2 separate regions of the Homo sapiens genome follow, and region 1 is linked to region 2. The links are chromatin contacts, found by Hi-C in ENCODE. All regions are on one chromosome and are shown on one strand. The core of a region is the stretch at or near the end of the contact, and the rest is flanking DNA. Distances in the headings are between cores, read along the strand shown.

Region 1 (5,024 bases), core at 1,422-3,921, 2.1 Mb after region 2:
TCGCCTCCCAGTTTCATGGACACTGGTAGAAAATACAAAATTCCTCGATTAGGGACAAGGGACCACTGATTATTCAAAACAATAGCAATAGCCAGAGCATCAGCATTTTCCACCACCCTCCCAAGCCCCAGTTCCCATAGGGGAGTCAGAGGCACCTGCATGAGCCATTGGACTACTACAAGAAAGGAGCGCAGGACTCTACCCTTTCACAACGCACAGCAAGAATGCCTGCCCTCTGCTCTGGAAGAAGGTACTAACCTCTTACCTTCCAAGGTGGTAGAACATGCTTGAAAAGATAGTAAGTGAAAAGGGGTAGCCAGTGCTTTACTCACAAGACTGCTTGAACATGAGACTCAAGGAGGGACCTCAGCAGGCCTGGGGTGTTCAGCAACTATTCCTGGCCTGAAAAGACAGAATCAGCTGAAAGCCTCTACCTTTAAGAGAGGTGACCCCACCACCCAGAGGAACACAGGAGCTGTGCTGCTCGTGCTATGCTCAAGCCAGCAACACTCTTCTCATCCCAGCCAGTCCTTTAACACACCTAACACCAAGACAAGAACTTGAAGGCATCCATCTCCTTCCCATCCAAACTTCCCACCGGCTTCTATATTCCACTCAGGATGCAGGGTTAGAGAGGCCTGGCATCAAACCCTGATCTGCTGGTTTGTGGCTGGGCAACCCTGGACACATAATTCTGACCTTGGGCCCCTCATCTGTACTGAACTTAAAAACGACCTCATGATGATACCTCAAAGATTTAAAACAATTAAGAGGTCTGGCGCAAAATAGGTGTTCAACATTAGCACCTTCCTCTTCCATGAGTTTTTCCTTTAAGATGAGCACACATTGACCTCACCCTCCACTAGCTCCTGGGGCACTCAGCTCCTCTGCAGAACTGAGACTTTGGTTCTCTTTGCTTTGCCTTGTAAATATCCTATTCCATGAGTCTCTCAGGGCAGGACTCTTCCCTGTTATTCCTCTTCACTGTTTCAACTCCTACCCTTACCACCACTCTTGGCTTCATCCTCAACTTTTATAAGACTTTTGCTTTAAGTGTATAATAAAATAAAATTTGTACTGAGCCTGGAGCACAGCAAACACTCAGGATTCCCTTCACCTTTCACACCAGCATTGTCCAAAACAACTTCCACAGCGACAGAAATGCCCTCTAATCTGTGCGGTCCAATATGGTAGCCACTGGCCACCTGTGGCTACTGATCATCTGAAATGTGGCTAGTGTGAAAATGAAATAAAACTCCAAATTTAATTTAATCATGTGTGCCAAGTGGCTACCACATTAGATGGCACGGATCTATACAAGGCCCAGGACACTAGATCCAGGAGGGAGGAAGTCATTGTCTGAAATTTCTATAACCTTGCTCTGGATGGAGCAGGGCAAGGCCTCAAACCGTTTCAAAACTGTTCTAGCAAGCACTGAAGGAATGCATAGGGTCACCGCAGACCCAAGCACGCTGGAGGCTTGCTACCCTCATTCACCCAAATCCCCCACACTCAAGGAATCTGGCAGTCCACTCTCACTAAGCACCAGTCCCTGCTGGGGGCTGTGGGAAGAGACCAGAGTTCAATTAGGCACCTGAGCTTGGTTCCAGGAGCCCAGAGCTACTAATGACTCTCAGGGAAAGATCCTTTCTGGCTGAGGAAGAAGGGAAGGTGTCTTGGAAGAGATAACCTTATTAAATTATTAAATAGATCAGACAACACGAACTAAACTTCCACATTATTCTATGACACTACAATTCTAGCATGGCTTTTCACTGTGACCAGAAACATCCTTATCATCATGTAGTTAATATAAATACTGCCTTTTCCCCTTCATTTTTTTCTCATGTATCTTACGGCTCAGAAATCACTTCTGAAGGAGTAAGTAGACCAGGCACATGAAGTAGATTTCATTTTCCCCATGAAATAATGGTTCAGAGAAAACGCAGGCCTAGTTCCAGGAAGGCAGAGTTGGGGTCTCTGCAACGTGATTTACCGGGGCATCTTGCAAAGGAGTTGCTGTGACAGTAAGCTCTTCCACTTTGAGACCGTCACCTCAGCCACGGCTCCCACCTAGAAGGGAACAAATGCAGTTAGCTCCAAACGCAGTTAGCTTCAGCTTGTGCCTCTGAACCATTATCCAGCTCTAGCTCCTTGCAACGCCTGGCCCACTCTACAGCCTCTCTTGCGGCAGGTCTACACGCCACCCCATGCCTTCCGGTGAGGTCCCTCCTGACCACACGTCCCATCCCACCTACTGGGGTCCACCCAGGTCATGCAGAAGCCCCACTTCTCGGCTGAAAGAGAAGCACGAGGTTACTCATCAAGTAATCCCCGAGTCTCCTCCGGGTAAAATGTTCCGAACGCGCTCAACCGCCTCTTGAGAGGAAGTAGCACGTGTAGTGAAGGCTTGGTCTCCAAGAATCACTGGTGCCCCCACTCACTGCGGCCCAGCCTCCCACGCCGCCCGCCACTGAACCCAATCCCCCAGGACCCCTACCTGGGCTCAGGAATGGTCAGGCAACACGTGGGGCCCAGGATGGCGGTGGATGACTAGACTGCCGAAGACCGCGCCGCTGCGACTACGAAGTACGGAGTACGGAGTACAGGTCTGCCAGCCAAGACTGACGCCGCGCGCTGCGCCGCGCACCTCGACGTCACCGCGTAGTCCCGCCCCGAAGCCGTGCGTGGCCGGGGCCACAGCGTTTGGGGTAGATGACGTCACGCGGCCGCGGGCGCTCGCTTGGTAGGGTGTGCTGGGGCGTAGAGTTTAGGGTCCTGAGGCTGCGTCTGCGTGTCAACTCAGTGGAGTCTCTCGACCGCCCTTTGTTACCCTCCTTTAGTGACCAGAAGGCTGGAGTTACGTAATCTGCCCCTACAGCTAAAAGGACGGAGGCCTGACGGCGTGGCCTGGAGGGACGCGCTGAGCCCCTAATGGGTGGTGCCTTCCTGGTGCGGCCGCACAGGCGGGGCCGGGCGGAATCCAAGCACGATGTGGACACGGAGCCTTGGGAATGAACAGGAGCCTGCCTGTGGGAGCATGTGGGAAAGGTGATGCAGGTGGAAGGGCAAATACAAATTATACATAGGGTTTAATTTTCCCTGAGGAAAAGAAGGGACGAGAAACCATCCCCCTCCCTTTTTCTTTCAAAATTTCAGCCTCTCTCCTTTCCAAATGTACTCAAGTCTTTTTCTTATATGGCCAGGTTCAACTCAGGAATGTTTCTTGGGAGCCATCTCCTTGAAGTGTAATTGTTGGCTGGGTGCGGTGGCTCACGCCTGCAATCCCAGCACTTTGGGAGGCTGAGGCGGGCGGATCACAAGATCAAGAGATCGAGACCATCCTGGCCAACATGGTGAAACTCTGTCCCTACTAAAAATACAAAAATTAGCTGGGCATGGTGAAGCGTGCCTGTAGTACCAGCTACTCGGGAGGCTGAGGCAGGAGAATCGCTTGAACCCGGGAGGCGGAGGTTGCAGTGAGCCGACATAGCACCACTGCACTCCAGCCTGGAGACAGAGCGAGACTCTGTCTCAAAAACAAAGAAAGAAAAAAATGCAATTGTTAAGGGACGAAAGGGCCAAGAGTCCAGCTTCTTAGGAGGACAAAGGCTTAACTTGGCACCTGACTCCAAATTGCAAAACCTACATAATGTGATGGGCTATCTCTACTTAGCTGCATAGAAAAAGTGAGTTTCTGTCTTTGTGTTGCCTTTAGCAGGTTGCATGTGATGTACGGCATCACAATCTGGTTTAATACTTATTCAGTAATGGTTTTCTGTCTCTTCTACCTTTGTGGAGAGGTTTCATGGGTTGGGAGGAAACTACTCTCCACCCCCCACCCACCCCCAGGCAGAGGAAAGCACATTGAAAGGTCCTGAAATTGGGAAGGACATGGTTTGCTGGTGATACAGCTAAGTATTACAAGTTTGTAGTGTTCTGGAAGGGTCTCAATGAGGAGCGGGAGATAAGGACGATGTGTTCAAGGGTCTTGAATGATCAGGCTAGAAAAGTGAGAACGTGGTTCTATAAGTAAAAGCAGAGCAGTGCTTGAAACTCGTATTTTATGTATTGCACCTAGTAAATACATTCAATCACTTTACAGTATACAAATCCCATACTTCACTAAGTGTCAAAACCCTAACAGACAGATAAGGCAGAACTGTTACTTCCAGATTACTAACGTGGAAACTAAGCCCCACCCAAACAAGTTAAGTGGTTTGTTCAAGACCTCCTACAACAGGCTGGGCGCGGTGGCTTATGCCTGTCATCCCAGCACTTTGGGAGGCCGAGGCGGGGAGGCGGGTGGATCACCTGAGGTCAGGAATTTGGGGCTAGCCTGACTGACATGGAGAAACCCGGTCTCTACTAAAAATACAAAATGAGCCGGGCGTGGTGGTGCCTGCCTGTAATCCCAGCTACTTGGGAGGCTGAGGCAGGAGAATTGCTTGAACCCAGGGGGCGGAGGTTGCGGTGAGCCGAGATCGCGCCATTGCACTCTAGCCTGGACAACAAGAGTGAAACTCCATCTCAAAAAAAAAAAAAAAAAAAAGGACCTCCTACAACAGCCAGGGCCTGGTGCAGGTTGTCCTAGCACAGGGTTCACTGGTCTGTCCATTCTGCCACTGCTATGAGATTGTAATGGCCCAACAGGTTCACCTTGCCTGCTGCCTAGGCAGAACCAATTTATCAAGACAGGTGAATTGCAATAGAGAAAGAATAATTCATGCAGAGCCAGCTGTGTGGGAAACTGGGACTTTTTTTATTACTCAAATGAGTCTCCCCAAGCATTTGGAGGTCACAGTTTTTAAGGATAATTTGGAGGGTGGGTGGCATCCAGTGAGTCAGGAGTGCTGATTGATCGGGTCAGAGATGAAATCATAGGGAATTGAAGCTGTCTTGTGCTTGAGTCAGTTCCTGGGTGGGGGCCACAAGATCTGATGAGCCAGTTTATCGATCTGGGTGGTGCCAGCTGATCCATCCAGTGCGAGGTCTGCAAAATATCTCAAGCACTGATCTTAGAC
Region 2 (5,024 bases), core at 667-3,166:
ATTTACTCTTTTGCACACATCGACCTTAATTTCTGTTGGAAACGCAACACTTGCTAGTATATTTTCTCGGTCAACTCTGGTCACCTGCAAAAGTTCAGGGCCCTCATCATCTGATTCACTCTCACTTGGTTGAAGCTCTTCAGGGTGATCTAACAGAGCGTTGACTGCTACTATGTCTCCTCTCACAGATATGCCCATTTCTTTCAGCTTCTCTGCCATGGGGCTGGAGACACTGTTGTAAAATGCAAAGATGATGTGAGGGTTGCTATACTGCACTGGCTGCTGGTGACTGGCCTGGAGGAAGTCTTCAGCCTGCTCAATGATGCTTTTGTCACCATATTGGCCCCTGCCCAGCCAGATGTTATGAAGAGCTTCAGCCTTCCGGCCAATGGCTTTCACCCAAGTATGACCACCATTTGCAACTACATCTACCACAAGGGTTTGCTTTTCTCCTAAGGTATCTGTATAACCAAAGACATGAAGAACACTAACAACTTCTTCCAGGTTTTCTGCTGATTCCACAATGGCTCTCAGGTGTGTTAGGTTAGTGCTCTGTAAATGAGACTCTTTAATAGCTACTTTCCCAGCTTCTACTTTCTGCAAGAATTTTAATTCTGCCTTCAATTTGCTGCACAGCTTTGCACCACCTTCTATGCCACCTTTTCTTGATCTAGAAAGTGATTCTGCTCTCTTGATCAGTTCCTTGGCTATGGCGATTCGTTCACAGAGCATGGAATGTGCAGACATGCTGTCAGCATTATTCCTTTCCTAGGGAAAGAAACAAGGCAAACTTCAGTAGTCTCCTAAAATTATGACAATCAATTCTTCACTGGTGATTAAAAACTTCAATCTAGCAACACAGCTTATGGAGGGTGAGTCTATGAACCCGGGCTTGTGTATGTCTCATTCTGGAGTGACTGCTTCCTCTGATAGCTAAGGAAAGGATGGCAGCTACACTTTTGAACTCTTCTTTAGGTACGTCTGACACACTTTAGACCTTCATTTCTTCAGCTTGAAAGCCATGGGGACACAGCATGGTCCTAGGTTAGGATACAATGCAAGAGTTGGGCAATCTGCTATATAAATAATTCCCTTATGTCTATCAGCGGCCTGTTTAACTGCTGAGAAATTTTAATAAAGGCGACAAAAATGCCGAAAACAAAAATACACACAGACTGGCTAGTTAGCAAACTGTCCAAAGCAAGTGTCTGTCCTAAACTGAGCACTTCAGCCTCCCTAACCTTTTCCTCCTTCCCGAGTTGGTCTCCTTCAACCGGCTGCCTCATGATTTCCCCCGAGGCTTGGGGTACTTACGCCAAAAAAAATCAACACTGCCTCATTTCTGCATTTGACGTCAACCCAGACTATTTTAAAAGACCGAAGAAGACCACCAACTTGCGTCCCACTCCCACTCCGACTCTGAAGGAAAATCCGAAGATGAAACTAAACTCCAAGGCTGCAACCCGCGGCGGCCGTGCAAGCGGCCCCAGCGCAGGTCGCCGGGTGGGCGGGCCAGAGGCCGGCGGGGCCTTCTCGGTGGGCTGCGGGGCCCTCGGCCCTGCCCGGCCACCTGCACAGCCGGGCCCTGCCAGGAGGGGCCGGGGCCGAAAAGCCCCCACCGCCAGCGCCGCGGCTCAGGGACCAGGCGCTGATAGCGCGCGGCCGACCCCCTTCCCGCCGGGCCGGCCCTGCCCAGCCCCCTCTGGCCTCAGAAGAGGCGCCCCGCTCCCAGCCTCCCCGCCTCGCTCCCCGGCTCCTCACCGGCAGCGCCAGAACCGCGAGCGCGAGCACGCAGGCGCGTGCACGCAGAGGCCGGGACCCGCCGGGAAATCTCAACCGGGCAGCCCCCACCCCGCTCGAACGCCGAGGCGGCTCCACCCGCGCGAGCCCCGCCGCCTCGGGCACCTCCTGCATCACGTGGTTCCGGGCCGGGTGACGCCAAACCTGCGATTCCCAAGCGGCAGCGCGGCCTCCCGAGCCGGGTTGACGCTGGCGTGGCGGCCATGTTTATTGAGGGCACCTGGCTTCTCCCGCTTGCGCCGCCGGGTGAGCCTGAAGGCGCGCACCCACCTGGCTCCAGGAAGAGGGACCGAGCTCGCGTGCTGGGCCTCACTCCCACTGGGGGCGTCGGCCACTCGATCGCAACCGGGTCGTAGGCATTTTGGGGGCTCATTTTAACAGAAGAAACGCTGGAGAAGCTTGTCAGAGGTGACAGCTGAGAAGTACTGCCTCTGGGACTTCTGCCTCCAAGCCAAAGCACTTTCCACTGCATTGTCCTGGGCCCTCCAAAGAAAGTGTGCTGTCCTTCTGAAGAGAAGAAATGATTGCATGGCTTCCGAGGGGCTGCCATATTCATATTACTGTAGTAGAGTGTCCAGAGTCACCCAGAAAGATTAGGGCTGTAAGAAAGTAAAGCTAATTTAAAATATTAAAGAGGACTTCCAGTTATAATTAATCCTGTGTATCCTGCTCCTTCTCCAAACTTAACAGTAAAGCAATGCTCCTTCTCCAAATAACAGTAAAGCAATGACAAAGGGAACAAACAAAGGCAAAAAGAACAAGAGAAGAGATGACTGCAGACCGGTTATACCAACACATTTTTGGAGGACAAGAGCAATAACTTATTCAGTCCTTACAGCGTGACAGACATTGTTCTAAGTGTTTTACACATTGTTCACTCCTTTAAACAACCTAAAAGGTAGAGATATTAAGTATGCTTTACAGATAAGTGAGCCATAGGGAGGTTACCTGAACCCAAGCACCCTCTTTGCAGATGGTGTCAGGAGAACTGAGCAAACTGCTTGTAGAAGGGGATATTTAGCCACTGATTCACAAAGCAGAACCCCAGAAAGCTTCAGGTGCCTTGAAGGTAGAAGGGAGGGCAGTAAATTGTTCAGGCAGAAGACTAGTTTAAGATGCTAAAGACAGGGCATCAGAGGGATTCCAGACACAAAGCCTAACAAAGGATGAGAGGTGCCATGATGTTTTCCTACTGAATAGTGCAATGCTAGCAGCCCCCTTCTCTGCCCCTCCCATAATGCAGGCACCCCTCTACCGCTCCCTACCACTATCTCCCCATAACCCTATTTTTCTCTGAAGAAATGAGTAGACAAAAGACCCTAGAGAAATGGCTCGGCAATACCAACATTCAGCATCCCCTAGTGTGAGCCTCACGAACACAGCATTTCCCAACGTTTTTGTTATTTGAAGGAAATGGAAAACAGAACAAAATGGTCTCAAAAAGTATTCTATAACTAGCATCTTCAAATAAAAGATATTTCAGCTATGAAACAAGAGGATTTCTTTTTTTAAGGAGACAGCAGAGCACAGGAAATGGTTCTTCTGTAGTAAAAATCATATCCCAAATTTCAAAACATCAATGAGTTGGAAAAATTTAGAAAGTAGAAATAGATGAAAAATGGAGCAAAAACAAAAGGATCCAGTATCCAATTAACAGGAGTTTAGAAACAAAAACAAAATGAAGAGAAAATTTTTCAAAAACTTAATAGAAAATTTAGCAAACAGAAACGTTTTTCACAGTGCAAGGGCCCACTGAGTGCTCACCACAATGACTATTAAGAAACCCACACAAAGGAACATGGTTGTGAAGTTTCAGAACACAGCAGATAAGAGAAAAACCAAGAGCTGCAGAGGGGAAAACTTACAAAGGACTTGGCATCACATACGCAATAGTATTAGGCTTCCTATCAGCAACACTGGAATTTAGAAGGGAGTAATGCTTTCAAAATGTGGAGATAATTTATTTCTTAGAGTTTTTAAACCCAGCCAATTCAGAGAGAAAGCAAGGAGAATAAAGATAGTTTCAAACAAGCACCTAGCCTGGATTGGAACAGGAAGACAGAGGGTTCTAAGAGAAACTTCTCTGAGGTGTGGGGAAGAGAACTGATACAGAGTGCCTGATATCTGACTGATGAGGAAAATATTAAGCAGAGGGTGTTAAATTTCTGTTGGGGGAATCTGGCAAGGATTGGTGACAGCTACGCAGAAAACAAAGTAACCAAGTGGGCTGGGCGCCGCCATGGCTTATTTGTAATCCCAACACTTTGTGAGTCCAGGGCGGGAGAATCACTTGAGCACAGGAGTTCAAATCCAGCCTGGACAATGTAGTGAGATCCCTGTCTCCACAAAAAGTAAAAAAACTAGCTGGCCATGGTGGCTGACATCTGTATTCACACCTACTGCAATGGCTGGGGTGGGAGGATCGTTTGACCCCACGTCAAGGCTACAGTGAACTGATTTGTGCCACCTCACTCCAGCCTGGGTGACAGAGTGAGACTGTCTCAAAAAAAAAAAAAAAAGAAAAAAAAGCGGTTATCACTGCCAGGAAAGTTGTTCCGGAAATGTAAATTGTAGTACACTTAGTCATAAGAAAAATCTTCAACATGATTTAATTGAGGTAGGGAGAAGGAAGTCAGTGTGATATGAGGATTCTAAATTCTCATCTTGCACAATGGGAAGTCTGGCAGCTCAACTCCGGGAATCCAAGAAAAAGGCATATAATCCTACTATTTTGAAATACGGAGGCAAGTACCTCATGAAACACCTAAAAAAGTCAAAAGTGATGGCTTTCAGGGAGTAGCACTCACATTTTACTTAACTTTTTAAATATGCTCATGCTTAGGAAGTTATCAGATAATTGGCAGCCAGATATTGCTAGTTTCATAAGTTTCTTGAGAACAGGGTGGAGGGAGGAGCTCTAAATTGAAGGAACTGTGTGAAGCAATGTGACTTTCATACAGAACCACCAGGACTGGTTTTCAGGAAATCAGGATTCTAATCCAAGGGAACTCTCAACTCCTATATGTTCTTGGGCAATTCGCTGAACATCAACTTGCTCTTCTTTGCAATGGGGGGCTCAGAGAGCTTGCCTACATGGGTGAGTAGACTCCTGAAAAAAAGGTGAGGTAAGTACTAAGAGTTGGCAGTTTCATTCTATGAAGAAAACTGAGCAATAGATGAAAACCCTTCAATGTTCACTTATCACCTACTTGATGCCTGAGAGA

What was found. A loop is a pair of places that touch in the nucleus more often than their neighbours do. Pooled maps may share reads with other maps.
Region 1: a loop to region 2 is called in a pooled map, with 2.4 times the contacts of the local background. The contact joins the promoter of SNHG15 here to the promoter of C7orf25 in region 2. A Hi-C loop is called at or near these places in 7 of 50 pooled maps.

The regions. Positions count from the first base shown.
Region 1 is chr7:44,984,025-44,989,048 of GRCh38, forward strand. It overlaps SNHG15 (small nucleolar RNA host gene 15), which reads right to left and starts at 2,672. Exons shown (of 3, transcript NR_152597.1): 1 at 2,501-2,672; 2 at 1-22. SNORA9 (small nucleolar RNA, H/ACA box 9) reads right to left here and starts at 1,486; the gene lies at 1,354-1,486. RefSeq lists a silencer at 1,064-1,244 and enhancers at 1,771-2,517, 2,363-2,482, 2,518-3,265.
Region 2 is chr7:42,910,154-42,915,177 of GRCh38, forward strand. C7orf25 (chromosome 7 open reading frame 25) reads right to left here and starts at 1,917. Exons shown (of 2, transcript NM_001099858.2): 1 at 1,762-1,917; 2 at 1-768. The coding sequence starts at 747. RefSeq lists enhancers at 746-1,443, 1,444-2,140, 3,660-3,719 and a silencer at 1,489-1,748.